4 separate regions of the Homo sapiens genome follow, and regions 2, 3 and 4 are each linked to region 1. Evidence: chromatin contacts called from ENCODE Hi-C or POLR2A ChIA-PET data. All regions are on one chromosome and are shown on one strand. Each heading gives the region's core, a stretch centred on a gene start or an enhancer-like site at or near the end of the contact. The rest is flanking DNA. Distances are from core to core; before and after follow the strand shown. Region 1 holds the start of LINC01258 (long intergenic non-protein coding RNA 1258). Region 2 overlaps LOC105374413 (a long non-coding RNA gene). Region 3 has its middle 52 kb from the start of TLR10. Region 4 overlaps LINC02513 (long intergenic non-protein coding RNA 2513).

Region 1 (6,471 bases), core at 2,322-4,821:
CTGTTTCAGGTTGGTTTCCTTATGGAGACGATAAAATGAATTTTCTGGGAGGGGTAATGATTGAGAGGATCTGGTGGTGATGGACCTGCATGACCCTAAAGAGACTCAGCTGGAGGGAGGTCTGAGGCTGAATTTGGGGAGCATGAGTGGCTGACAAAGAAAGACAGCACAGAAATAGGGAACAGAGAGGAGGCCAAACTGGAAAAATCAAAGCAGAACTGTGACCAACACAAGGAAGTGGCTCAGCAGTCAGCAGATGGGATGTAAGTAGATACAAGGAGGGAATTAAGCACTAAGGCAGAACTGAGTTTCTTGAACAATGACAAAAGGTGGGGCAGGGGCATCAGGAACAGGTTCAAAGTTTACACATAAAAATTGGGCTCAGAGTCAGGACTAATAAGAGGCAAGCTTGGCATCTCGGAGTTCCAGAAAGAAAGGAAGTACTAAAAGCAAAAAACAAAAAAACCCTACATTGACAGTGGTATGTCAAAAGGCCACAGGAACCAACTGAAAGAGCTCCCAATGGCCAAAGCTGGAACAATTTGAGCAACAAAACAAAGTAGTACTGAATTATAACCCAAAGTATAAAATAAATATCCATATATCCACACTGATATTAATAAGTGATTAGATAAATTAATAAATGGGGAGGACAGACAAATCTCCCATGCAGAAGAATTCTGAAGAATTTATGTAGATACTCCATGCTCAAGGTAGGAGAACATAAATCCTCACTCCTTTAGTGTAAGTTGCACATAGTAAATTCCCTGCAAAGAGTACAGTAGGGAAAGGGTCAGGGGAGAGTCAATTTACAATCAAGAAACCTGACAAACATTACTTCAGCAGGGTGATTGATATGGTTTTGCTGTTTCCTTACCCAAATGTCATCTTGAATTCCTATGTGTTGTGGGAGGGACCTACCTGGTGGGAAGTAATTAAATCATGGGAGCAGGTCTTTCCCATGCCATCCTCGTGATAGTGAATAAGTTTCATGAGATCTGATGGTTTTAAAAAGGGGAGTTTCCCTGCACACGCTCTCTTCTCTTGTCTGCCAACCTGTGAGACGTGCCTTTCACCTACCGCCATGATTGTGAGGCCTCCCCAGCCACATGGAACTGTGAGTTCATTAAAGCTCTTTCTTTTGTAAATTGCCCAGTCTCGGGTATGTCTTTATTAGCAGCATGAAAACGGACTAATACGGTTATCAAAGCCAATATCAACAGTGATGAATTACGTTGAGAACACAGACCCTCAATACACAGTAACAGGAATGGTACTTTATCACTGTGATTTTCCTTCCAAAAACCCATAACTTCAGTCTAATCATGAGAAAACCATCAGATAAATTCCAGTAGGGGGGTATCCTACAAAATGCTTGATCAGTACTCCTCAAAACTGTCAAAGTCACCAAAAAGTCTGAGAAACAGTCACAGCCAACCAGGAGCCTAAGGAGACACGGCAAATAAGTGCCACATGGAACCTGGATGAGATCCAGAGGGAGAAAAAGGACATTAAATAGAAACTAAGGAAATGTGAGCAAACTATGGACTTTGGTTCGCAATAATGTATCAATACTGGTTTATTTGTCATAACAAACCCACCATAAGGAAGGTGATATTAGCAATGGGGTAAACTGGGTGACAGAGTGTACTGTACACGGGAACTCTATACTATCTTCTCAATTTTCCTGTGAATCTATCACTGTTCTAAAAAGTAAAGTTTATTAAAAAAAAAAAAAAAAGTTTGAGCTCTCACTTTCCCCTCCCCACATCTTATGTTTAGGGCCTGTTATGGGTTGAATTATTTACCCCCAAAATGCATATGTCCAAGTCCTAACACCTAGGACCTCAGTATGACTTTATTTGGAGGTGAGGTCTTTACAGAGGCAATCAAGTGAAAGTGGGGTCATTAGAGTGAGCCCTAATCCATTATGACTAGTGTCCTTATAAAAAAGAGCTATGCACAGAGGGAAGACACAGAGAGAAGATGGGCATCTACAAGGCCAAAGGGAGAGGCCTAGAACAAATCTTTCCTTCACAACCTGCAGAAGGACTCTGACAACATTTTGATCTGGTCTTCCAGACACCAGAACTGGGAGATGATAAATTTCTGTTGTTTAAGCCACCTGGTTCGTGGCATTTTGTTACGGCAGTCTTTGCACGCTAATAAAGGGGCCAAAGAGGAGGGGTTCAACTCATTTGCACCAGAGCAGAAGGATATAGGAGCTGGTGCTTTGAGTTGGAAGGGGCAAAGACCTAAACCATGTAAGCTGATTTCTCAGTGTTATGAAGCGGGGTGGAGGCTTGGAGTTTCTTTGAAATCCTTGCCCCACTTACACAGGGCTTCCCAGACATTGGGGTGTTATCATGGTTACATTCTGCAAGCTGCAGCCTCAAACCCTGGAAGAATGTCTGTGACAAAGCTTGCAGATAGTAAATCAGGCCACCAGGAAAGGAGATCCCCTGGATTTCGGTGTCCCAAAGGCACCAAGAAGGATAATGACCACAAGTGATGGAGAAGGGGCCAGCCGGACACGGTGGCTCACGCCTGTAATCCCAGCACTTTGGGAGGCTGAGGTGGGCAGATCACGAGGTCAGGAGATTGAGACCATCCTGGCTAACACGGTGAAACCCCATCTCTACTAAAAATACAAAAAATTAGCCAGGAGTGGTGGCAGGAACCTGTAGTACCAGCTACTTGGGAGGCTGAGGCAGGAGAATGGCATGAATCTGGGAGGCGGAGCTTGCAGTGAGCTGATATTGCACCACTGCACTCCAGCCTGGGCGACAGGCGAGATTCTGTCTCAAAAAAAAAAAAAAAAAGGGCCTCCTCTCTCATTTTTTAAGCACCACATAAGTCCCAAGGAGCGTGTTATTATAACCTTATGAAAGAGAATGGTTTCCCTAAAATGTAATTGTGATAAGATTTTTCAACCCTTAAAAGCAAAGGCTCAGACCCACAGTTAATTGAGAAATGTGACTTTTTTTTTTTTTTTATAGAGACGGGGACTTGTTATGTTGCCCAAGCTGGTCTTGAACTCCTGGCCTCTAGCAATCTTCCCACCTTGGCCTTTCAAAATGTTGGGATTATAGGAGTGAGCCAACACATCTGGCCAGAAATGTGACATTTTTGATCCAATGGTTGGGGTTCAAATTCAAGCTTGTTAAACAAATTAAGAAAATCAAAATCACCTATAACACGTCGTCTTATACCCATAACTTTCCAGAACACAGGTTGGCTCCTACAGATAATTTTACAATAGGCAGAATGCTAGCAACATTTTATGAGCTGTGGTATGCTTTCTCTAGGCTGTCTGTGATAGGTTGCCTTCATGGAGAGTCCAAAATCAAGACTGGGACAAGGGGGCTGTTGCTTAAGGCTTGAGCCAGATGTTGGATCTCCCCAGCAAGAGCATAGGTCATTTCTGGGACCTTCCCTTTCATCCTCACCAGAGTTCAACATCCACTCTGACAGGGAAAATGCAGAGGACCTACCATGAGCACATGAAATTCTGAAGCGTAACCCATCAGGCTTCTCCTCAGCCTGGCCCTCAAGACAACTAGGTCATCACTGATTCCAGATTCTCCTTATTCCAGACTCCACCCCCTGCAGTGTTCTACGTCTTCTGAAAGGGCCGGTGCAGGGCGCCCATGACTTGTCATTTTTCCTAGGTCAGCACATCCTTGTTCTCACCACTGGAAGTCAAGGCTGAAAAATCTGATTTGGTTCACCTGGCTTACTGGCACTATTTACTGGTGTGCACAGCAGATTTGATTTATGATAAGTCTGTTGAAAATGTCACTTTGGGGCTTTGAGGTGTGGTGGGGGTCGGGGGTGGATGCTGCATTTTGTTTTGGAAAAGAGGGCAGGACTTTTGCCTATGCTTTTCAAATAGGAGGAAAAATTAAGTTCACGGTTTGATTCCTAAAGAATCAAAAAGTGGAGCTAGATAAAAATCATACCAATAGGCAATTGGGAGATCCCAAGCCTTTTTCTTTTCCAGGAGAAACTTGAGTTTGAGTTTTCAAAATGAACGAAATATTTCCAAGGAAGTAAAAGTGGGCCTCCTTTGCCGGCCATCCCTCTTCCCCCATACCCTCTTCCTCTTTTCTCCTCCCTTCCTTCCCCTTTTCTTTTTTCATCTGCCCTTCAGTCACCATCTGTACTACTGTAGGAAATGGGAAAAAGACCTACGCTAAATCAGCATCCTACTCTACCTCTTACAAAGTCAGGAAAATATCTTTTTAAAAAAATGTTTGAAATTAATGCGCACCTATCCAGATCTCTGTTTGAACAAGGGCTGTCATTTCTGATAAAGGCACGGTTTTCCGAGATCGTGGAGAGCCCAAGTGTGGAGCTTTAAGAACCCTGACAACCACCAGTCTTGTTTCGGGTCATGAGTGCACCATTGGTTACCCTGATGTTGAGTCAGCATTCTCCAGACCACATAAAGGTCAGGTCTATCTTCACAAAGTGAAAGTGCTGAATTATATCGAAACCATAGAAAAAAAAATAAGCCAACCCTGCCTCGAGTCTCTAAGTCTCTGCTCCGACAGTTTTGTTTTTATCTGGAATTACAGTAAACTCATTTCGGCATGGTTGCGGCATGTGGTATTCTGAGTAACTGACTCTTCTACCTAATTGCAAGTTGCCACATACTCTCTACAGCCCTTCTTCCTTTCCCTGCGCCAGCTCCTCTGTCAGTTTCACCCGCTTGGCTGGGTCCAGACTTGTCTCCTTTTCTAGGTGGGGCAATAGATCAGTGGCCTGGGATACACCATGGTAGGTGGGACTTCAGAATTCAGGCACAGGCCAGGCGCACTGGCTTACACTTATAATTCCAGCACTTTGGGAGGCCAAGGCTGGCAGATCACTTGAGGTCAGGAGTTCAAGACCAGCCTGGCCAACATGGTGATACCTCACCTTACTAAAAATTCAAAAATTAGCTGGGCGTGGTGGCGGGTGCCTGTAATCCCAGCTACTCAAAAGGCTGAGGCAGGAGAATCGCTTGACTCCAGGAGGCGGTGGTTGCAGTAAGCCAAGATCGTGCCACTGCACTCCAGCCTGGGTGACAGGTCAACTCTGTCTCAAAAAAAAAAAAGAAGAGTTTAGGCACAAAGTCAACCAGAGTTGGACTGTGTGCATCCTGGGAGTCCTGGAGCCCCTTGGGGAACTCCTGCCCACCCTGTGTTGGGGGCAAAGAGTCAGGAAGGTTTGTGCTCAGATTCTGCCTCTGCTATGGCCTCTGATTACTCTGTGACCGCTGGCAAATTGTGACCTTACCTGTAAAGTGGGGACACTAATACCCCCTCACAGGACTGTTGAAAGAACTGGAGATGATGCATGTAAAATCATTTGGCACAGAGTAGGTGATCAGTGAATGTTGGTTCTTTTCTTGTGTCCTCATCCCCCACATCACAGCCTGCTCAATAATCCGGAGCCATGTCCCAATCTCTCTTCCTCCTTCTAGGATGGTCTCTCCCCGCCTTGGTGCCTATCTCCTCTGAAGGAGGGTGAGCTTCTCCTCCCACTGGGCTGTACAGCTCACCTGGCTGCACTGGCTGCTGAGCTTGGGGCCACAGATTAGTATCCTGGCTGGTTCCCAATGGCTGAATTACACTCACTAATGCCAATTGGTGCCGATGCTGGTCTTAACTTTGCCTGAGTATGCACTGTCCTTTGACCACTATGCCTCAGGCCACCGGGCCTCCTTCCCCAGCCTGGCCTCTGCAGCCCGAGCAGAGCCTCAGGTCACTCCCCATGCTCAGAGGAGCCCCGCATCTCATCTCCCTCGCTCCCTGCCCACCCACCTCCCTGCTGCAGTTCCTGCCTTTGTGCCAAGACCTGCTCCCGTTATGTCACGTGCCCTCCATGGATGGCTAATTTGCAAAGAATCAAAACTCAGAAAACGCATTTATAACTTAACCATATTGAGTCTAACTGTCTCTTTGATCATTTCAAAGGCAACTCAGGACCTTAAAAAGCCTCAGAATTGGCTTCCTAAGCACCAAGCCTTCTGGAAAATGGAAAATACAGGAGTAGGTTTAGGAGAATAATCTGAATGGTACTGGTCCCAAGACACCCCTGAAAATTAGGTGACTTTAAGCAAATTGCTTAATGTCTCTAAGCCTCAGTTTTCTTATCTGAAAGGAAGACAATTATACTTGACTCATGAGGTCTAAGGATCATGTAAATAAAAGGACTTGGTTAATTTTAAAATTCCTGATCTCAGCTTGATGTTTCTATTTTCATAAAAGCAGGGATTTGGGCTTCTTTAGCTGTTTAGACCTTGAGGGGGGAAAAAGGGTTACCTAATTATAATTTCACTATAATATTCCGTTCACGGTCCGGCTCTCTGAACAGACTATTAGCTCCTTGAGGCCAGGTATTGTGCTGGCTACTCTATAACCAGTTAGCACCAGCTGAATGTCCAGCTCAAAGCAGGCACTCAATGAACATTCACTGGATACG
Region 2 (6,471 bases), core at 2,300-4,799, 230 kb after region 1:
ACTCCTTAAATTATGTTAGAAATAAATTAGCTCCCAGATAACACACACTCCATGTAAGAAAGAAAAGAAAGAAAGAATAAGTCCCGAGGTAAATTAACTCCTGGTGTACATAATGAAACTTTACCCTCAAGCTCCAATGCAGTGATACAAATACCAAAAATTCTGCCAATGACTGCACAATCTGTTTATTTGTGAGAAGGTGGAGGAGAGAAAAAGAAGAGCACCAGGTCCTTAGACAAATAAGACCATATTGAAATGACCCCTCTTAAAAATGGACTTTATTTTTTAAAGCAGTTTTAGGTTCACAGCAAAATTGAGTAGAAAAAAAATTGATGAGAAAGTACAGAGAGTTTCCATATTTCCCCTGTCCCCACCCGCCACACGCACAGCCTGTCCCACTGTCAACATCACCCACCAGAGTGGGACATGTGTTGCAGTTGATGAATCTACATTGACACATCATCGTCACCCAAATATTACAGGTTTTAACAAGTGTATGACAACATGTATTCACTATTACAGTGTCGTATAGAATAGTTTCACTGCCCTAAAAATCCCCTGTGCGCCAACTCTTCCTGTCCTCCCTAGCTAGCACCTGGCAACCACTGACATTTTCGCTGCCTCCATAGTTTTGCTTTTTTCAGAATGTCATATAGTTGGAATCACACAGTGTGCAGCCTTTTCAGATTGGCTTCTTTCACTCAGTAATATGCATTTAAGTTTCCTCCATGTCTTTTCACGGCTTAATAGGACGCTGACTTTTAAAAGAATCATTTCTACTGTAGTATTGGATATTTATAAATATAAATATTTATGCCTTAAAACTTTAGAAAAACACAGTACCCTTCCACTGATATGCTAGGATACCTCTTATCTTTTCTACTCCCGAGGTGGGTTCAGGAATTTGAGAGAGCCCATGGCCAATCGTTCATTAATGCATTCAGTGTCTGTCATCCACCATTGTTGCAGTTATTATGGATTCAAATAACCCCAATGCTTAGTGGTGTACTCCATTTATTATGCTCAGAGACTCAACTGTGTGGGTTAAGACTTGGCCATGGCACACCAAGGATACCCCGTCTCTGCTCTGCAATGTCTGAGGATTCAGCTGGAAGACTTGAGAACTGGAGGATGGGATCAACTGAAGGCTCATTAATTCACTCATCTATCCTGGTGGGTGAAGCTGGCTGTTGGCTGGGGGCATCTTTCACCCTCCACATGAGCTAGTTGAGGCTTCCTCATAACCCAGTGGCTGGTTTCAAGGGTGAACATCCCTAGGGAGAGAGCTGCAGGCAGAAGCCTAATTGCTTTTTATAACATAGCCTTGGAAGTCAAGCAATCTGTAGCATTCCAATTATCAAGACAGTCACGGAGTCAGCCCTTCCCCAATCCTGAGTCTCTGGAGAAGACGAATAGATTCTGCCTCATGATGGGAAATGGAAAGTTTGTGGAAAAACATGTGAAACTGGAAATACTGCTGTTTCTATTTTTGGAAAACAGTCACCTCTGTAGGGCAAGGACTTTGCCAGGTCTGGGGATTCATAGTGAAAAGCCATGGTTTCTGATCTCAAGACAAGAGAGAGGATCCATAGAGTAGGTTAACAAGCAACAACTCTAATGATTTTAACTTCTAGACTAGTGAATAACTGAAGCATTTTAGAAAACAGGAAAAGCCTCATTGATATGGATAGGAGACAGGGAAATACTGGGTAGAAGAGGGTGGTTCCCTGGCAAAGGCCCCACCCTGAAGTCCAGAGACCCTCGGCCCTAAATGGAAACAGGCATTTCTGTTTTTGAATGCAAAATTTGCCTTTTGGCCCGCCATGCCCCCCTATCCTGTACCCATATAAACCCCAAACCCCCAGGTTCCAGAAGCAGATGGGCAGACAAGGAGACAAGCAGAGGAATGTCAAAATGCTGCGGCAGAAAGAGAGAAGAGGAGGAATGTCTCAACACTAAGAGTTTAGCCCGGGGCGGTTCAGCTGCCGGAAGGCCAAACTCCAGGAGAAGCCCATCTTCCTACTCCGTCCTCCCTTCAGGTTCTCCATCCATCCTGCTGAGAGCCACCTCCGCCATTCAGTAAGACCCCCACATTTATCCTTCAAGTGCATGTGTGACCCAGTTCTTCCAGGATGCTGGACAAGAGCTTGGGATACATAAAGCTGTCACACTGGCCCTCTGCCCTTGCTCGCTAACACTCAAGCCATTCGCAGACGGCTAAAAGAGCACATTGTAACACGTGCCCACTTGGACTCCTGCACCTGCCCATCTGCATGCTTTCCATCCTGTAAGGGGTTTGAGTGGTGTCAGCAATCTAACAGACAAGCCACACCCTTGTTTCACGTCCTGTGAGAGGGGTCAGGGAACTCTTCTGTTTCATCATTACCCAACTTTGGAACTCAAGAAAGGACTCACAGGGAAATTCTTGCAGAATCTCGTGGAAAATCTCACATGTATTTGTGAAAATACAATGTGGATCTGTGAGATCCCACTTCAACACAGGCCACGGGGCCACCTTCTGCACCCACATGGGTTGTTTTAAGTCTTCCTTAGTCTCCTTGAGAATAACATGATGCTATGATGTTGGCAGGAATCTTCCACACCTTCCAAAACATGACAATATGGGTCAAGCCCGTGCAGAGACTGTGGCTCCTGCTTTGGGAGTCACCTGGAATTGTTGAGAGATTAGCAAATCCCAGAACCAGGTTTGTTAGAATTAACTGCTCAACCAGATTGTATTGAAAATGGTCTGAAGTCAAAGACGACAGACGCAAACGGGCTAAATTGCTCAGTTAATTCTTCCATTTCTCTTCCTCCTAGTTGTTCTAGCTTCAGGGAGGACTCAGGAGAGTACTGTTTGAAAACCACTGATCTAGTTTACACTTTCATTTTACAGAGAGGAAACTGAGAGCCACAGAGATTCAAGTGACTCATCCAAGATGACCCAAACCCTGGGGTTTGTTATTGTTTTTCACACTATGCAAAGCACTAAAAAACATTCGTTTGAAACAGGTGAACAAAAGTCTAATTTGTAGTGAGGTCTAGGGGAATGACTGTCCAGTCAATTCCTCAATTCATGAAGGAGCATTTGGGACGCCACAGAGGAACATACACAGGTATCCCTCCTCCTACCCGACACCATTCAGGAAGAGCGGTTACCCCTCCAATGCACTGAAGCAGATTCATTTCCCTCAGGACTGTGGGAGGCGACTGAGGCTGAGTGAATGATACAGCCTTTTAATTTGTTTTTAATTGTCGTGTCCTGGTAACCCTTCCAAAGACCCTTCACGGAGAGTAGTTTTATTTTTCCACTTATTAACCGCATTCACTAGACTGGAAAAAGAATTCCCTATCTCCCAAGAACTCTCCCTTTCATTCTTGTAATTCCTTTTTTTTTTTTTTTTTTTTTAGCACCAGGAAAGTAATGTGTGTAAAACTAGAGCCAAGTATATTGTGGTTTCAAATACAAGCCTGTTTGGAGCAGAAGCCCGTGGGATTGCTGCGTTTCAGCCTCAGGGGATGGCCCGCTGATGGCCTCGGCCTGTGAAAGGGAGGGGCTTGAATGGCCCTTTGATTCAGCCCAAATCTGGGGGTGGAGGGTGGGGAAGGGGCAGGCCTGTTATTTGACACTTTCTGTTGGGCTTGGCCCAGGCCTCACTCCTTATGCAGGCCTCCCTGGAGCCTGCAAGCCCTCTCTGAGGACGCACTGACTTAGCAAGCGCTGAAATGCATAACATTCCTTGCTGCTTAGGAAGTAGACCAGCGATCCCCAGGGCTCGCGAATTCCCTGCGCTTTGAGAATGGTGCTCTTTATAACGTTCCCCATCCAAACACACACACAGACACGCTACACACACATACCCCAAACATACACACACACGCGCACACACACTCCACACACACCCAAACATACACGTACACACACACTCCACACACACACACCCCAATATACATACACATGCACACAATAGACACACACCCAAACATGCACACACACTCCACACACACACACCCAAATAAACACACACATGCGCAAACTACACACACATTACACACACACCCATACACACACATCCAAAAATACACACACACAAACTACACACATACTACACACACACACAAACATACACACACGTGCACACACACGCTCCACACACACATCCCAACATACACTCTACACACACGCCACACACACCCCATACACACAGGCACACAATCCACACATACACTCCACATACACAAACCCAAAACATACATACTCTACACACACACCACACACATCGCAAACAACCACACTCTACACACACACAAACATAGACACACCCGCACGCACACTACACACACGAGCCAAACATACATACTCACACACATTCTATACCACGGAACAACCACGCTCTATACACACACTATACACACACTTTATACACATACCCCAAAACACACTCTCCACACACCTACACACACCCCCAAACATACACACACTCCACACACACCTATACACATACTCTACACACATGCACTCCACAGACACAGACTCCCAAATATAAATATACACACACACCCATACACATACATGCACACACACTACACACACCCCAAACATACATACTCCACACACACATTCTACACACACACTCCCCACACACGCTTCATACACACACACTCCACACACACACACCCCATACACACACACTCTACACACACACTCCACACACAAACCTCCCGAAACATACACATATACACACACTCAATATGCACTCACACCTCCCACACACTATACACACACCCCACACACACCCAAACATACATATACACACACTCCATAACACACACACTCACACACACATATCTACACACACACCCCAAACATATACACACACCATGTTACACACTCCACACACTCCGCAAACACACACACACAGAACCTAAACATTCACATCCACACACACACTCCCAAACAACATCCACACACACACTACACACAAAAACACATTCACACATACAAATCACACACACATACACACAATACATGCATACACCCTCCCACACCCCATACATACACCCTCCACACACTCTCTACACACACACACACTCCACATACCTCACACATACACACCCCATACATACACACTCTGCACACACACACACACACATCCTACACACTTTACTATGGCATTAACCATTTGTGTGTTTGCTAGCTGATTTTAAGGTATTTATTATCGTTGTTTGCATGGAAAACCTGAGAATAGACAGGCATATTATCGGAATTAATAACAGGGCTTACCAAGAGTAAGAAGTAAATGCAGTACCACGAGTATAGCCCTGGATGCTGGAGAATGAGTTTGAATCCTGGCTTCACCACTTATGATGGAATCTACTTAAGTTCTCTGCACTTCTTTGGACTTCAGTTTCCTCACTATAAATAATTATAATAATAAGATCTCCCTCACTGGGTCATTGTGAGATTGAATGCATGTCATCCATGTAAAATGCCTAGAACAGTGCCTGACACATAGTAAGTTATATGAATGTCTGCTATTATGATAAGGTAGTATGATATTCTGCTATGGCTTTGAGATCAATATGCAAAAATTGGTAGTATTCTAAACACTGCAACAAATAGCGAAAATATATAATTTGTAAAAGATCACTTTTATATAACTTGTAATAGCATAAAAATAAGGTACCTAGGAATAAATCTAACAAATGAGGTGCATGATCTTTAAAAAGAAAATTATAAAATTTTATCAAATGTAATTAAAGAGACTGAAATAAATGGAGAACTATGTTCTTTATGAAAAATTTATAACCTTGAACACTTTTCTTCCTCTCATATTACTCTTTAATTCAAAGTAGTTCAAAACAAAATATCGATCGGTATTTTTAGTGTACGTTGTGGAATTTGACAAGTTTGATTTTAAATGAAGGCTAAATAGTAAATATTTGAGAAGCATGGGATCAGCACAGAGACTGACAAACAAAACAATGAAATGGAAATAGCATGTCCAGGAAGACTTTCCTGCATTTATAGAAACTTGATAGTTGGCAAAAGTGATATTACAGGTCAGTGGAAATAGGGTGAATTATTCAAAAATAATAATACTGGGGCAATTAATCAGCCATTAGCAAAAACTCAAAATTAGATCCTAGCTTCAGTCATACCCTGGACTAAAGATTTCAGTGTGAAAAACAAAACAGAGCTGAATATCTTCCTGGTGACCCTGGGTCAGAGAAGCATTTCTTAAACAAGATGGGAAAACACAAACCATAAAGGAAAAGACCGATAAATGTCACTATGTTAACATTAATTTTGTTAATGTTTTATTATTTTCCGGTTCACCAGGGTAGGCTATGGTCCCAGTTTTGTACTGTCTCTGCACAGTATCACCACACAGCTATGGCCTTTACATAGTGACTTTGCATCACCTGCCTGTAGGGTGGGCAGCATGCATCTCCACACAATTGAGTTTG
Region 3 (6,471 bases), core at 2,582-5,081, 210 kb after region 1:
AGTTCTTTTTTTTTTTTTTTTTTTTGAGACTAAGTCTCGCTCTGTCTCCCAGGCTGGAGTGCAGTGGCGCGATCTCAGCTCACTGCAAGCTCCGCCTCCCAGGTTCACGCCATTCTCCTGCCTCAGCCTCCCGAGTAGCTGGGACTACAGGAATCGGCCACCACGCCCGGCTAATTTTTTGTATTTTTAGTAGAGACGGAGTTTCACCATGTTAGCCAGGATGATCTCGATCTCCTGACCTCGTGATCTACCCACCTCAGCCTCCCAAAGTGCTGGGATTACAGGCGTGAGCCACCGCGCCCAGCCCACAGTTCATTTTAAACTTCAATCTAGAAATGGGAATCTCAAGCAAAAGAAGGTGGATGTTTTTATTTAAGGCCCTCAAAGGAGATAAGGAAGTTCAAGAAATTTTCCAAATGGAGTTGCAAGCAGAGAGAATCATGGAGACTTACAAAGGTGCTCGATCTTAACAGGAGCTGTTATTTGTTTGCAGATTTGCCTGGGATCTTCTTGTGGGCCTACATACTCCCCATTGTCACTGCAATAGAGCCAGGATCCAGCCCAGTGCCTGGTCAGAAGAAGCTCCATTAGTGCTTAAGAACTGTATTCAATTGGAACTTTCAACCAATTCAATATGGTCACAACGGGTTGGCTCCTAGTAAGCTGCTCAGTAAGTGTTTCTTCAGGTGACGTTGGCAAATGAAAGGCAGTAAGGCCCAGTGATTTCAGATCCAGACTGTGGTACTCAGAACCATATAATCCTGGGGTCAAATCTCAGCCTTGCTTGCTTCTTTCTGCGTGCCCTGAGCCTCTCCCCTGTAGAGAACCTATTTCACATTGTTGCTATGAAAATGACATGAGATCATGAATGTGAAATTTATCATAGTATTGCTCATACTACTACCTTGGGCTGGGAACTATTCCTGGGCTTTCTCATTTAATCCTCTTGCAATTCAAAGAGGAAGGCGCTCTTAACTGCCCCACTTCTTACAGATTAAGAAGTTGAGGAACAAGGGCTGGAGCGGTGTCTCCAAGGTCACGAAGCTAGTAAGAGTGGGTATAGATCGCAGATGCAGTGGCTGGTCTTAACCGTTAAGGGAGAGCTACGAAGTCCCACGTGTGGACAGTAAGTACTCAGTAAAAGTACACTGTTACTGTTACTGCTGCTGCCATTGTGCTGGACAGCCGGGGAAAGTGAGGGGCAGAGAACTTGAGTCCCCATAGCTACTCCATAACAGAGCCAGAACCACGGGTGGCTCCAACATTCAGATCTGGGGTACCAAGCCTTGTTGCTTGTTTCTTAACTGCTTTCTCCAAGGCCTGCCCTGGGCAGCCACACCCAGAGTTCTCACGACACCCTGGAGCTCTTGCCACCCAGAAGTTCTTGCCACACCCTGCCTGCTCCCGGAAGGTAACAGGGCCACTGAAGAAGGGCTGCATTGTTGTGGCCTTAGCCTTGGCCCTGAAGGCCAGGAGGACAAACACTTTGGCTTGTAAGTACTGCAAATCAATAAACAGTAAAACTCAGAATAAATGCCCTCTTGAACTTCAACTGACCTCAACTCCAAGCTGGCTGGTCCTGAGGACAAATACCCAGGAACGTGATTCCAGGAGAGAATACTTCTGCATGGCATCCAGTTGCTACCTGGCAGGAGGGTGTTTGCCTTTGAGAGAGGTGGGGGCAGGGGTATCAAATTCTCCTGGGGAAGACAGGAAGTTTGCCAGCGCCACCCAGAGCAGAAAAAAAGTGTGGCAGTATCAATAAAGATGACAATAGCAAGAGATCTCCTTTTTTCCTCAGAGTCCTGGCCTGCATGAATAGGTGAAATCACAACAGCTAAGATTCAGTGAGTGCTTCCTGTGTAGGCCACGTGCTGCACTTAGGACCACACGCATGGGTTCGTTGAATGCACTCAACAACCCTATGGCATGGATTTTATTATTTTCATTTTTCAGGTGAGAAAACCATGGTACAGAGAAAAGTAAATCGCTTCCCCAGGGGCTGCTCGGCCCCCAGGAGGCAGAACCAGAGTCTGAACCCAAGCGATCTTTTACGGCCCTCCCCTGCAAGCTGGCAACGGAGTATTTCCCTTTATGGTCCCTCTCATTTAATTTTGAATCAGATGTCTTATGCCAAAGTATATACAGAAAGGACACCACTTTGGAAGGTATCTTTGTCCATTCTGGCTACTATAACAAAATACCATAAACTGGGTGTCTTTTTTTTTTTTTTTTTTTTTTTTTTTTGACGGAGTCTCGCTCTGTCGCCCAGGCTGGAGTGCAGTGGTGCGATCTCGGGCTCACTGCAAGCTCCGCCTCCTGGGTTCACACCATTCTCCTGCCTCAGCCTCCTGAGTAGCTGGGAATACAGGTGCCCGCCACCACGCCCGGCTAATTTTTTGTATTTTTTTTTTTAGTAGAGATGGAGTTTCACAGTGTTAGCCAGGATGGTCTCGATCTCCTGACCTCGTGATCCTCCCACCTCAGCCTCCCAAAGTGCTGGGATTACAGGCGTGAGCCACCAGGCCCGGCCAACTGGATGTCTTATAAACAACAGAAATTCATTTCTGACAGTTCCAGAGGCTGGAACTCCAAAATCAAGGCACAGGCAGAGCTGGCATCTGGCGAGGTTCTGCCCTCTAGTTCATAGATGGTGCCTTCTCACCATGTCCTCCCAAGGTGGAAGGGGTGGGAGGTCTCTCTTGGGCATCTTTGATGAGGGCACTCTTCCCATTCAGGAGGCCTCTGCCTTCATGACCTAATCACCTCCCAAAGACCCAGCTCCCAGTACCATCACCTTAGGGGGTAGGATTTCAACATATGGATTTTAGGGAAACACAAACATTCAGACCATAGCAGAGGGGATGAGAGACCCCTGAAGCCTGCTAAGGCTCCTGAGAGCAGCTGACAAATGTATAGGATTTTGAAGAAACTTTTAAAGTCCCAGGGCAATCAACTTTGTTCCTGCTCTGAGTCTGAGAGGTCCCCATTCAAAGTTAGCCCCCTCATTCAGTCTTTTTTTTTTTTTTCTTAAATTTTGAGACAGGATCTTACCCAGGCTAGAGTGCAGTGGCACAATCACGGCTCACGGCAGCCTCCACCTCCCAGACTCAAGGGATCCTCCCACCTCAGCCTCCTGAGTAGCTGAGACTACAGGTACACGCCACCGTGCTTGGCTAATTTTTGTATTTTTTGTAGTGACAGGGTTTTGCCATGTAGCCCAGGCTGGTGTGGAACTCCTGGGCTCAAGCAGTCCACCCACTTTGACTTCCCAAAATGCTGGGATTACAGGCCTGAGCCCCTAACTCAGTCTTTATTGCACAGCATTAAAAGGGTGGAAGGAGCGCTTCACAGAGCCATTCTCCTCCTCCCACCACCATGAGAGGTACAAATTCTACCAAACCTCGTCTCCTGTCTGCCTCTGGTGCAGGTTGAGGTTTGGCCTTCAGGGATTGCTCCTCTGAGCTAATTTCTTGCAAAGGATGTGACAAAGGTCACTAGAGAGAAAACACCTCAGCACGTGTTCCATAGGCCAATGCGGTGAGTTCAGCACAGCCCCATCAGCACGCAGACCATGTGAGAGGACTCATGCATGGGAGGCCACCCACGAACAGGGCTATTTTAATAGAATGTCTTCGGGTGTGGTGAGAAAAACCCCGGCTTGGAGTGTTTGTGGTTCATCTGGAATCAGGCAGCGCTGTTATAAGCTTGGGGCCTATACAGGCTTCCTGGGTTTCTGCTTATTGATACACATTGTAGGTCCTCCAAGAACGGTCCTGAATCATTCCCTTGGTTATGTCCATGTACCGGATCATTCCTTTGATTAGTACACTGTAAATACTTCAAGAATGCTAGAGAAAGTTTTGAGATCAGAGCCTTTCCCACAAAAGGTCAGGAGTTCCAGTTCTCAATAAGCCGAGGTATCTGTGGTTAGAGGAGTCCAGAAAATGCGGGCTGTGTGCGCCCCCTGCTGGAGAGGGAGGCCCAGGCACGCGGAGCTTCTAGTTCAGGGCCGGGGTCCTCTTGAGGGTTCTCGGAGCACCTTCTCGCGGCTCAGAGGGTTCTTCTTCCTGTCCTTCCAGGGCGGCCTTGCGTGAGAGCAGGACTGCTAAGGGTAATGTGGCAATCTAGAGCCAGATTGCCGGGGTTCGAATCCTGCTTCTGCAACTGCTCTGTAACTTTTGGCAGGTCATTAAACCTCTCTGTGCCTCACCTTCCTCATCTGTAAAGTTGGGATGATCATATTAGAGCCTACCTCAGAGAGTACTTATGAGACATAAACGAGATAACATCTCAAACACTGAGGCACAAACAAAGCAAATGTCAAAACACTTAGAATGGTGCCTGGCACATAGGGAGTGTTATGTGTTAATTATATATTAATTATTGCTATTATTAATATCATCATCATAATTCTCTTGGTTATTAATAAAATCTAAGAGAAAGCTTTTCTCCTCTCTCTCAACCCTAAGGGTCACTTTCACGGGCATCAGAAATTCTAACAATCCCAGAGCCAGGATTACAGGCATGAGCCACCGCACTAGGCTCATTATTCTAGATACTAAGAGGAGGGAAGAAACTGCTAACTCTATTCCAATAAAAACATCTTCTTCAAAGAAAAAAGGTAAGCCAAGCACAGTGGCCATGCCCGTAATCCTGGCACTTTGGGAAGCTAAGGTGGGAGATCACTTGAGGCCAGAAGTTTGAGACCAGCCTAGGCAACCTAGCAAGACTCCCCCTCTACAAAAAAATTTAAAAATTGACACATGCCTGTGGTCCCCGCTACTTGAGAGGCTGAGGTATGAAGATCATTTGAACCCATGAGTTTGCAGCTACAGTGAGCTGTGATTGCACCACTGCACTGCAGCTTGGGCAACAGAGTGAAACACTGTCTCTAATTAATTAATTAATTAATTAATTAATTAATTTTTAATTAAAAAGAAAAAGAAAAAAGAATAACTTTCATATCAGCCAGGCACTTCCAAAGTTGTTGGGCTTGTTGGTTGTCTCTGATAGCAAAATAATCTATAGACTGCCTTTTATTTCTGCTTTTGGGAAAATTTAATAAAGTTTGGTTTCTGAGGTAGTACCCTCAATTTAACAATTTGTTTTCTTGAAAATTTGAAGATTATATATATGTCTCTTCACGTGTATGCATATGCCTTATGTATATACACACATATGTGTATTTGTGCAAACATGTATACATCCATATTCCATTTTAGGCATTAGGCATATGCTTACAAAGATACATAAACATATATATTGTGAGCATGTTTAAGACTATATAGGCCAGATTGGTGGCTCACATCTGTAATCTCAGCACTTTGGGAGGCTGACGCAGGCGGATCACTTGAGATCAGGAGCTTGAGACCAGCCTGGCCAACATGGGGAAACCCCATCTCTACTAAAAACACAAAAAAATTAGCCGTATATGGTGGCGGGCACTTGGAGTCTCAGCTATTTGGGAGGCTGAGGCACAAGAATTGCTTGAACCTGGGAAGCAGAGGTTGCAGTGAGCCAAGATTGCACCACTGCACTCCAGACTGAATGACAGAACAAGACTCTGTCAAAAAAAAAAAAAGACTATATAAACACATACATACAGAATGCCTTATAGATGTTTATGCCCCTTTGAGTGGAACACTGGTGGTTGTGGGGAGGAAGGCACACATGGAAGAAGTAAAAATAGCCATAGGGTTCCCCAGGGGACGATATTCTCAAGAAATTTGGAAGTTCAGCAGGGCACAGCTCAGAAAGGGAGGTGATGGTGGTGGTGGTGGTAGTGGTGTTGATGATGGTGATGGTGGTGGTGATGGTGATGGTGGTGGTGATGATGGTGGTGGTAATGGTGGGATGGTGGTGTTGGTGGTGATGGTGGTGGAGGCTGTGGTGTTAGTGGTGATGGTGGTGGTACTGGTGGTAGTGGTGATGGTGGTGGAGGCAGTGGTGGCGGTGGTGGTGATGGTGGTGGTGGTGATGATCATGGTTGTTGGGGTGGTAGTGGAGGTGGTGATGGTGGTAGTGTTGGTGGTGGTAGTGTTGGTGGTGGTGGTGTTAGTGGTAGTGATGGTGTTGGTGGTGATGGCGATGATGGTGGTGGAGGTGGCGATCATTGTGGTTGTGTTGGTAGCAGAGGTGGTGATGGTGGTGGTGGTGATGGTGGTGGTGGTGGTGTTGGTGTTGGTGTTGGTGTTGGTGATGGTGATGGTGATGGTGTTGGTGGTGATGGTGATGATGGTGGTGGTGGTCATCGTGGTGGTTTTGGTGGTAGTGGAGGTGGTGATGGTGGCAGTGGTGGTGATAGTGATGGTGCTGGTCGTGGTGGTGATGGTGTTGATGGTGGTGGTGGTGATGGTGTTGATGGTGGTAGTGGTGATGGTCCTGGTGGTGATGGTGATGATGGTGGTGGTGGTAGTGGTGATCCTGGTGGTTGTGGTGGTAGCGGTGATGGTGTTGGTGGTGTTGGTG
Region 4 (6,471 bases), core at 2,189-4,688, 140 kb before region 1:
GATCAGATCCAGAGACAAAGGACATGCACAATAAAGCTGGGGAATCCTTGCTCCTAATTTTTTCTGACAATCACAGGGGCCTCGTCACCCTGCCTAACATGGATAAATTATCATCAAGGGCTGTGGATGGTTTGGATCTGGATTTTTAAACATCTTGCTTGAGGATATTTGGGGTATACATTAGGGAAAAAGGTCAATTAAAAATCAGATAACTGCATCATTTAAAATAAGAAGAGACTCTACCCTGATCATCACCACTTTCCTTTTTCCCAATACAGATTTTTCCCTCTCGGCCTCGCCCTAATGTTGATCTAATTGCCTTCTCACAATACAAGAAGGCCTTGAAAACTCGGGATTCAGCTACAGGTTTCTTTTTATATTAAAACTTTCTTTTGGAGCTGATCTCTTAGAAGATATTTTGAAAATATGAAGATAATAACAGTTTCTTGTTTGCTTGTTTTCTGTTATTATTTACTAACTTTTTTGAATAAATTTTCAACTTTTTCCAGTCCTTTTGCTTTTGTCTAGCAATGTCTTATGCAGTAGGTAAGGGAAGCTCAAGGAGACATTTTTCCTTTTTGTTATTGTTCTAAGTCTGCACCTCAGTTTCTGTCCTGCTTTGTTTTCAGAGCTCAAGTTCTGTAGCCTATCCTAATTTGCAAGGCTGGCTTATGAGACAAGTTAAGGAATCATTAAGGCACCTACCCTTTGCCTCTTCATTGGCCAAGTAGCTTAATTAACTTAGTTGAAATGCAGTCTAGTATTATGAGAGCAATTGCATTTGTGTATCTTAATAACTTACCTGTCCTCATGCAATAGTCCACATCCCTCTAATAAAAATATATACATGCACATGCGCTTTGACGTATCGATATTCAAGCTCACAAAATAAGCTCAAACTTGAAAAAGATCCAGACTACGGCAACGTTTATTATTTTTAGAGCATAACCTAGTCATTTTGATTAATTCGTTTGGATTGCTTTTTCCTGCAGCTCCCCAGGGAGAGGTGGGAGGAAAAGGCGGTAAAAACATAAATTTTCTTTGGTGATGAGTTCGCATGTTTAGAACTGTAACATGGCAAATCATTGTGAAATCTTCTAATGGATGCCTGTCTCATGCCAAATAAGCCCAGTACCCAAAGCACATCAAGAAATAATTGAAAGACACTGGACTGAATCCAAAAGGTTGTGGCTAATGTTTCACCTAATCTCTCTCCCAGGTCTCTCCTGCCTACTGCCGGCCCTACCCACAAGATGTGAACTTCAGAGCCTTCTTGCAACTGCTTCTTGGCTATTTTCACCCTCTAACCCTCTGGAAGAAGAATGAGGACTATTATGAAGGCAAAAGCATAAAAGGGGAAAAGATTAGCCTCCAGAGTAGGAAGATTGGGTTGTTGGAAGCCAGCACAAGTCTTCCCCTGAAAGAGTTAATTCGCCTCCAATGGGGGTAGGGACTGACCTGGGAGGGGCCTCAGCCTACATAGGACAGGCCTAAAGGCCCCATTGGGGCTGAAGGTGACACTGGGTCAGATCCCTAGGATTCTGCAACTTGAGGTGGGAGTGTCTATAAGCTGGAAACAAAAGTTTCAAAAAAAAAAAAAAAGCTCATTTTGTTTTCAATTCGTTTTATCTTGGCTCTATCTCAGGCACCACTGACTTCAGACCTTTCAAAGCTAAGGGTGGGGTAGGGTGGGGCTTAGTGATTTTTTTTCTTAAAGAGAGAGAACAGGGAATGTGCCTTGAACATGCACAATTTGCTTGAACATGATCATAGTCATTAATAAAAACATTGAGCAATATTTGCTTCTATGTCTTTGGAACTGGCATTTGCAAAGGTAGCATTGACAGATCAGAGAACAGAAAGGAATTCTGCGGTTACTCGTGGAGGAATTTGGACCTGTGAGATATTCATGATGTTAATTATTTATAATTTCAGTTGTTTTAGGCCAGGCTTTGAGCTTCAAGATAATGTGCTCAGAATTGGCAACAAAAATGGTCATTTTTTTGCTAGTAATTACTGGCTTTGAGCTTCAGCTATTTTAGAAGGACACAGAGAGATCTTTAGATCATGTATTCCTGACTTAAGCAAGGAAGGAAAGAAGGAAGGAAGGAAGGAAGGAAGCAAGGAAGGAAGGAAAGAAGGGAGGGAGGGAGGGAGAGAAAGGAAGGGAGGGAGGGGAGGAGGAGGAATAGGAAGAAGAAAAGAAAGGAAAGAAGGAAGGAAGGAAAAAGTAAGGCAGGGAGGCAGGCAGGAACAAAGAAAGAAAGGAAGAAAAGAAGTAAAAAAAATTTTTTTAAAGGACAACCCACAAAACCTCAGAATTTAACTAAGTTCCAGGCCTGAAATTTATTTTTTTGAACAATAGAGATGCACTATACTGTAAGAAAACACAACATGTAAAAATTCAAACTTGCCAAACTAAACAGAGAGAAGTTAAACATTTTACAGGAAAATTTGCTACTAGGACATGTTAAATAAAAGCGCCCTCAGTATCTTTAAACTAGAGATTGATGTACACTTTAACCTTTTAAAACCACGTAAAGTGAAGTCTCCCATGTAAATATCATTCTTAATGTGGAATATCCACACTTGAAAGTCACACATTGCTGGGGTTCAACCTCAGCTTCACCACTCATAGCATGTGACTGTGGCCAAGTTACTTCACCTCTCTGAGCCTCAGTTTCCCCATCTGTAAAATGAGGGCAGTGATAGCACCTGCCTGATTAGACTTAACTGAGTTGCTACACAGAAAGCCATGAGGAAGTCCTGCCACTCAGCAGGTGTTTCATGGCTCTTAGCTTCCTAAGCCTTCTCTTTCCTTCCTACTTCTGGGACCACGTGGTTCAGCCAGCATGGAACAAAAGAAAATTTGACCCACTTTGTAGCTTTAGATGCCTCAGCTTTATGCCAAGTAAGTTGTAACCTCAAACAAATGGGACCCAGAGAGCTTATGGCTGTTTCTGCCTTTCTCATATTTATTTATTTTTTAAACAAATACTTGTATAATGCTTACTATGTGATAGGCATATTCTAAGCACTTGGCAAATACCGACTCATCCAATCTTTTATAACAACCCTATGAAATATATAGTATTATTTATTATTCCCATCTTACATTTGAGGAAGCAGAAACACAGAGAGCTTAAGTAACTGGTCCAAGGACCATAACAGGTACCTGCACAGCCAAGAACTGAACCCAGACAATCTAGTCCATTCCCTCAGTAGGTCTCATGGGTGTATTATTTATTTGGAAGGCCTGCTGAAACCAAAGCAGCCAAATGAAATACCAGGGCCAGTTCTGCACAGACTAAAAAATAACAGCAGGGCCAGAAGTACTGAAGTTGCAAAACCCTCTGCTGATAAGCTTTCACTGCCAGAACCTCAGACCAGAGAGATCTAGATGAAGTTGACTGAATAAGCAAGCTGATTTCCAGTCCTTTGGCACACTGCCCTCTCTCCACTCCTACCACCTAAAAGGGTGCAGACTCCTCTCAGGTTTCTTCATTCTTCCTCACTCTCTTGGCTCAGTGAATGTGAAATTGCTGGCTGTTGCAGCCTAAGTGGGTGGAAGGGTGGCTGGAGGACGGAGAGCATTCAAGTAGTCAAAGAAAAAAAGAAATAACTTGTTTTAACATTTTAATAACTCTAATTTTTAAAATTATCAAAGCAATACCTTTTTTTTTCTTTTTTTTGACAAAGTCTCACTCTGTCACCCAAGTTGGAGTGCAGTGGCACGATCTCGGCTCACTGCAACCTCCACCTCCCGGGTTCAAGTGATTCTCCTGCCTCAGCCTCCCAGCAATACCTCTTTATAGCAGACATTGCAAAGTGGCTGACTCAGCCCCAATTCCTAACACACACATCCCCATCCCTCCTTCCACTTTCCAGCTGGGGATGGCCATGTGACACAAATCTGGCCAGTTAATGTTAAATCTGTGATGGCGTTCTCGTTTGTGTTTTCCTGAGACAGTCCTTCCTGTTCCTTTCCTCTCTCTTTGAATGAATGTGTGATAACTGGTGGGTACAATGACCACATGAAGGCCATGAAGGAAAAGCCATAAACATTTCAGACATTGGTCTTGGCATTGTTGAGCTGCTGAACCACTATTGTTTGAATTTTTGTTACTTACAGCCAAGGACAATCTTATCTTTACAAAGTTCATTATTTTAAAAAGTTAGAAAATACAGGAAAAATAATAACAATGGGGGAAAATAGCATCTGTAATCCTACCATCCAGAAATAACTAAAATCAATATTTCAACATATATTCCTTCAATTTTTCCTCTTTTTTATTGTTTTACAAAAATTTGGAGTAACGCTCCAGAAATAGTTTTGTAACTGATTATTTTACTTACCAATGTGCTATGGCCATTTTTCTATAACAATTATTCATCTACTTATCATTGCATGGATGTTCCAAGGTTTATCTAGCCATTCCCTATTGTCAAATATTTGTTATTTTCCATTTTTAACCATGGTAAACAGTAATAGTGTGAACATGTTTGTAGATGCATCTTTATCTGATTATTTCCTTAGGATAAATTCCTAAAATTGCTGTGAATTGCTGGATTAAAGGGAATGCACATTTTATAGGCTTTACGGACCTATAGATAAAATGCCGTTCATAAAGGTTTTACCAGATTTTCTGCATTCACTTATATTGTGTGCCTTTTTGTTACATCACTATCAACACTGGGATTTAAAAATGTCTGTCAGCTCAATACGCAATGTATAGATTAATTTAAACTAATTTAATAATTTATTGTTTGACATTGTATTAGTCCATTTTCACGCTGCTGATAAAGACATACCCAAGACTGGGCAATTTACAAAAGAAAGAGGTTTAATTGGACTTACAGTTCCACATGGCTGGGGAAGCCTTACAATCATGGTGGAAGGCAAGGAGGAGCTAGTCACATCTTACATGGATGGCAGCAAGCAAAAAAAGCTTGTGCAGGAAAACTCCCTCTTATAATAACTATCAGCTCTTGTGAGACTTACTATCAGGAGAACACCAGGGGAAAGACCTGCCCCCATGATTCAATTACCTCCCACTGGGCTCCTCCAACAACACATGAGAATTCAAGATGAGATTTGGGTGGGGATACAGCCAAACCATATCAGACATATTTCCATGACATCATTTCCCATTTTCAATTCTATGAATTACCTATTATGTACCAAACACTGGTCTAGGCAGTTTGCATATTCTTTTTTTAAAAATCTTCACAAACCATTATCTTTTATTTTGAGTGAGTAAACTATGGCTCACTCATAGTAAGGGGCTAAGTTACTTGTCTGAGATCACACAAACTGGTAAGTGATCAAACTAGGGTCCATAACTAGGTCTGCCTGACTCCAAAGTAGAAACTATAATAAAGGTTTTTGTTTGTTTGTTTGTTTTTAAAAAAGATGCTACATAAGTTCTTCAGGTTCTGGTTGAATCAATCAGGAACCAGTGAGAGAAAGACAGCTCTCTCCAAGGAGTAATTGAAGAGAGTTCATGGAAAGCACTATTTGTGGAGGTGTGGGGAGGAAGAAGGGACCAGTCAAAGGGTAGAGAAACACCAAGGCAGTATCAGCAGCAGAAAGCTGCTGTAATCCCAGGCCTGGAGGGGTAGAAAGAGGGCCCTCTTTGGCAATCTGGTGAGATCTGCAGCAGTGGGAGAGTGGCAGCTATGTGACCATAGAGTCACAGCTACTGTCAAACCACAGAGCAGCCTACAGACATTATACCCAACTCTGATCTCCTATTGGTGCCTCCTATTAGCCAAATCCAACCAGAAGCCAGAGGACAATGAAGTCTGGAAGTATTGTCCATGAAAATCAACCTCCTGGACACACAAGAAAGGAAAGTAGGGTGGAGAATGGACCTGCAGTGCTCCAGCCCGTTTGCTCCCTATTCCCTTTAGAAGAGCAGAGCCATATCCTCCCACAATGAACTGTTGATGTACTTCAAAACCCACATGCAAGGCTGCTATAGAATTAAATGCAGCCATGTAGGGGAAGGGCCTAGTACAGTTTGGTGCATAGTAAACACACAATAAAAATGAGTTATGATTATTTCATATTTAGAATTAATATTCTACACAAATCATACCAGGAGATTCTACTTATCCTTTTTTCTACTGGCAACTTTCAGCCCTCAAACTGTTGGCCATAAAACAACAACCATAAAATCCAAAAACAAAACAAAAGAAAGAAAAGGAATGGGGATAAAATGAAACATTTTTCCTTGTTGGGCACATGGCTGGGCATGTTTGCCAGCCTTCCTCATTCTAAGGTGTGGTCCTAGGACCAAATGCCAGCTGATGAAATGTGAACAGAAGTGAGAAGCACAACCTCTAGGCCTGGCCTATATAACCTCTAGGCCTGGCCTATATAAACTTCTCCTGTGCATTCCCCCAGGCTGTCTCCCCTTTGCCAGTTCAATGTCAATGAACAGACCATCTGATACGATTTGGCTCTGT

Evidence for each region. Hi-C counts contacts between places; a loop is a spot of excess contacts on that map. ChIA-PET counts read pairs that join two places held with the same protein, here RNA polymerase II (POLR2A). Pooled maps may share reads with other maps.
Region 2: a loop to region 1 is called in a pooled map, with 4 times the contacts of the local background. The contact joins the enhancer-like site here to the promoter of LINC01258 in region 1. A Hi-C loop is called at or near these places in 3 of 37 single-sample maps with no recorded cell type and 3 of 50 pooled maps. POLR2A ChIA-PET finds 5 or more read pairs at or near these places in 1 of 52 experiments (activated CD4-positive, alpha-beta T cell).
Region 3: a pooled map shows a loop between it and region 1 (6-fold over the local background). The contact joins the enhancer-like site here to the promoter of LINC01258 in region 1. A Hi-C loop is called at or near these places in 2 of 168 maps with a recorded cell type or tissue (K562 and mammary epithelial cell), 6 of 37 single-sample maps with no recorded cell type and 9 of 50 pooled maps. POLR2A ChIA-PET finds 5 or more read pairs at or near these places in 3 of 52 experiments (GM12878, HEK293 and activated naive CD4-positive, alpha-beta T cell).
Region 4: a loop to region 1 is called in a map of K562, with 1.9 times the contacts of the local background. The contact joins the enhancer-like site here to the promoter of LINC01258 in region 1. A Hi-C loop is called at or near these places in 1 of 168 maps with a recorded cell type or tissue (K562). POLR2A ChIA-PET finds 5 or more read pairs at or near these places in 3 of 52 experiments (T-cell, activated B cell and activated naive CD4-positive, alpha-beta T cell).

Annotation. Positions count from the first base shown.
Region 1 is chr4:38,519,609-38,526,079 of GRCh38, forward strand. It overlaps LINC01258 (long intergenic non-protein coding RNA 1258), which reads right to left and starts at 3,572. Exons shown (of 8, transcript NR_110951.1): 1 at 3,495-3,572. RefSeq lists an enhancer at 4,746-4,795.
Region 2 is chr4:38,749,567-38,756,037 of GRCh38, forward strand. It overlaps LOC105374413 (a long non-coding RNA gene), which reads left to right. Exons shown (of 6, transcript XR_925231.2): 5 at 1,028-1,173; 6 at 1,866-3,485. Among named protein-coding and RNA genes, the nearest start is that of TLR10, 30 kb to the right of the region's middle. Within about 2 kb of position 3,550, at least 25 of the 41 ENCODE cell types and tissues checked have a DNase peak (open chromatin) inside an H3K27ac peak, as active enhancers do.
Region 3 is chr4:38,727,345-38,733,815 of GRCh38, forward strand. No RefSeq gene overlaps it. Among named protein-coding and RNA genes, the nearest start is that of TLR10, 52 kb to the right of the region's middle. RefSeq lists an enhancer at 3,502-3,871. Within about 2 kb of position 3,832, at least 4 of the 41 ENCODE cell types and tissues checked have a DNase peak (open chromatin) inside an H3K27ac peak, as active enhancers do; they include GM12878, where a contact is called at or near this core.
Region 4 is chr4:38,384,158-38,390,628 of GRCh38, forward strand. It overlaps LINC02513 (long intergenic non-protein coding RNA 2513), which reads left to right. Exons shown (of 2, transcript NR_149123.1): 2 at 1,220-1,602. Among named protein-coding and RNA genes, the nearest start is that of LINC02513, 20 kb to the left of the region's middle. RefSeq lists an enhancer at 1,331-1,625. Within about 2 kb of position 3,439, at least 9 of the 41 ENCODE cell types and tissues checked have a DNase peak (open chromatin) inside an H3K27ac peak, as active enhancers do.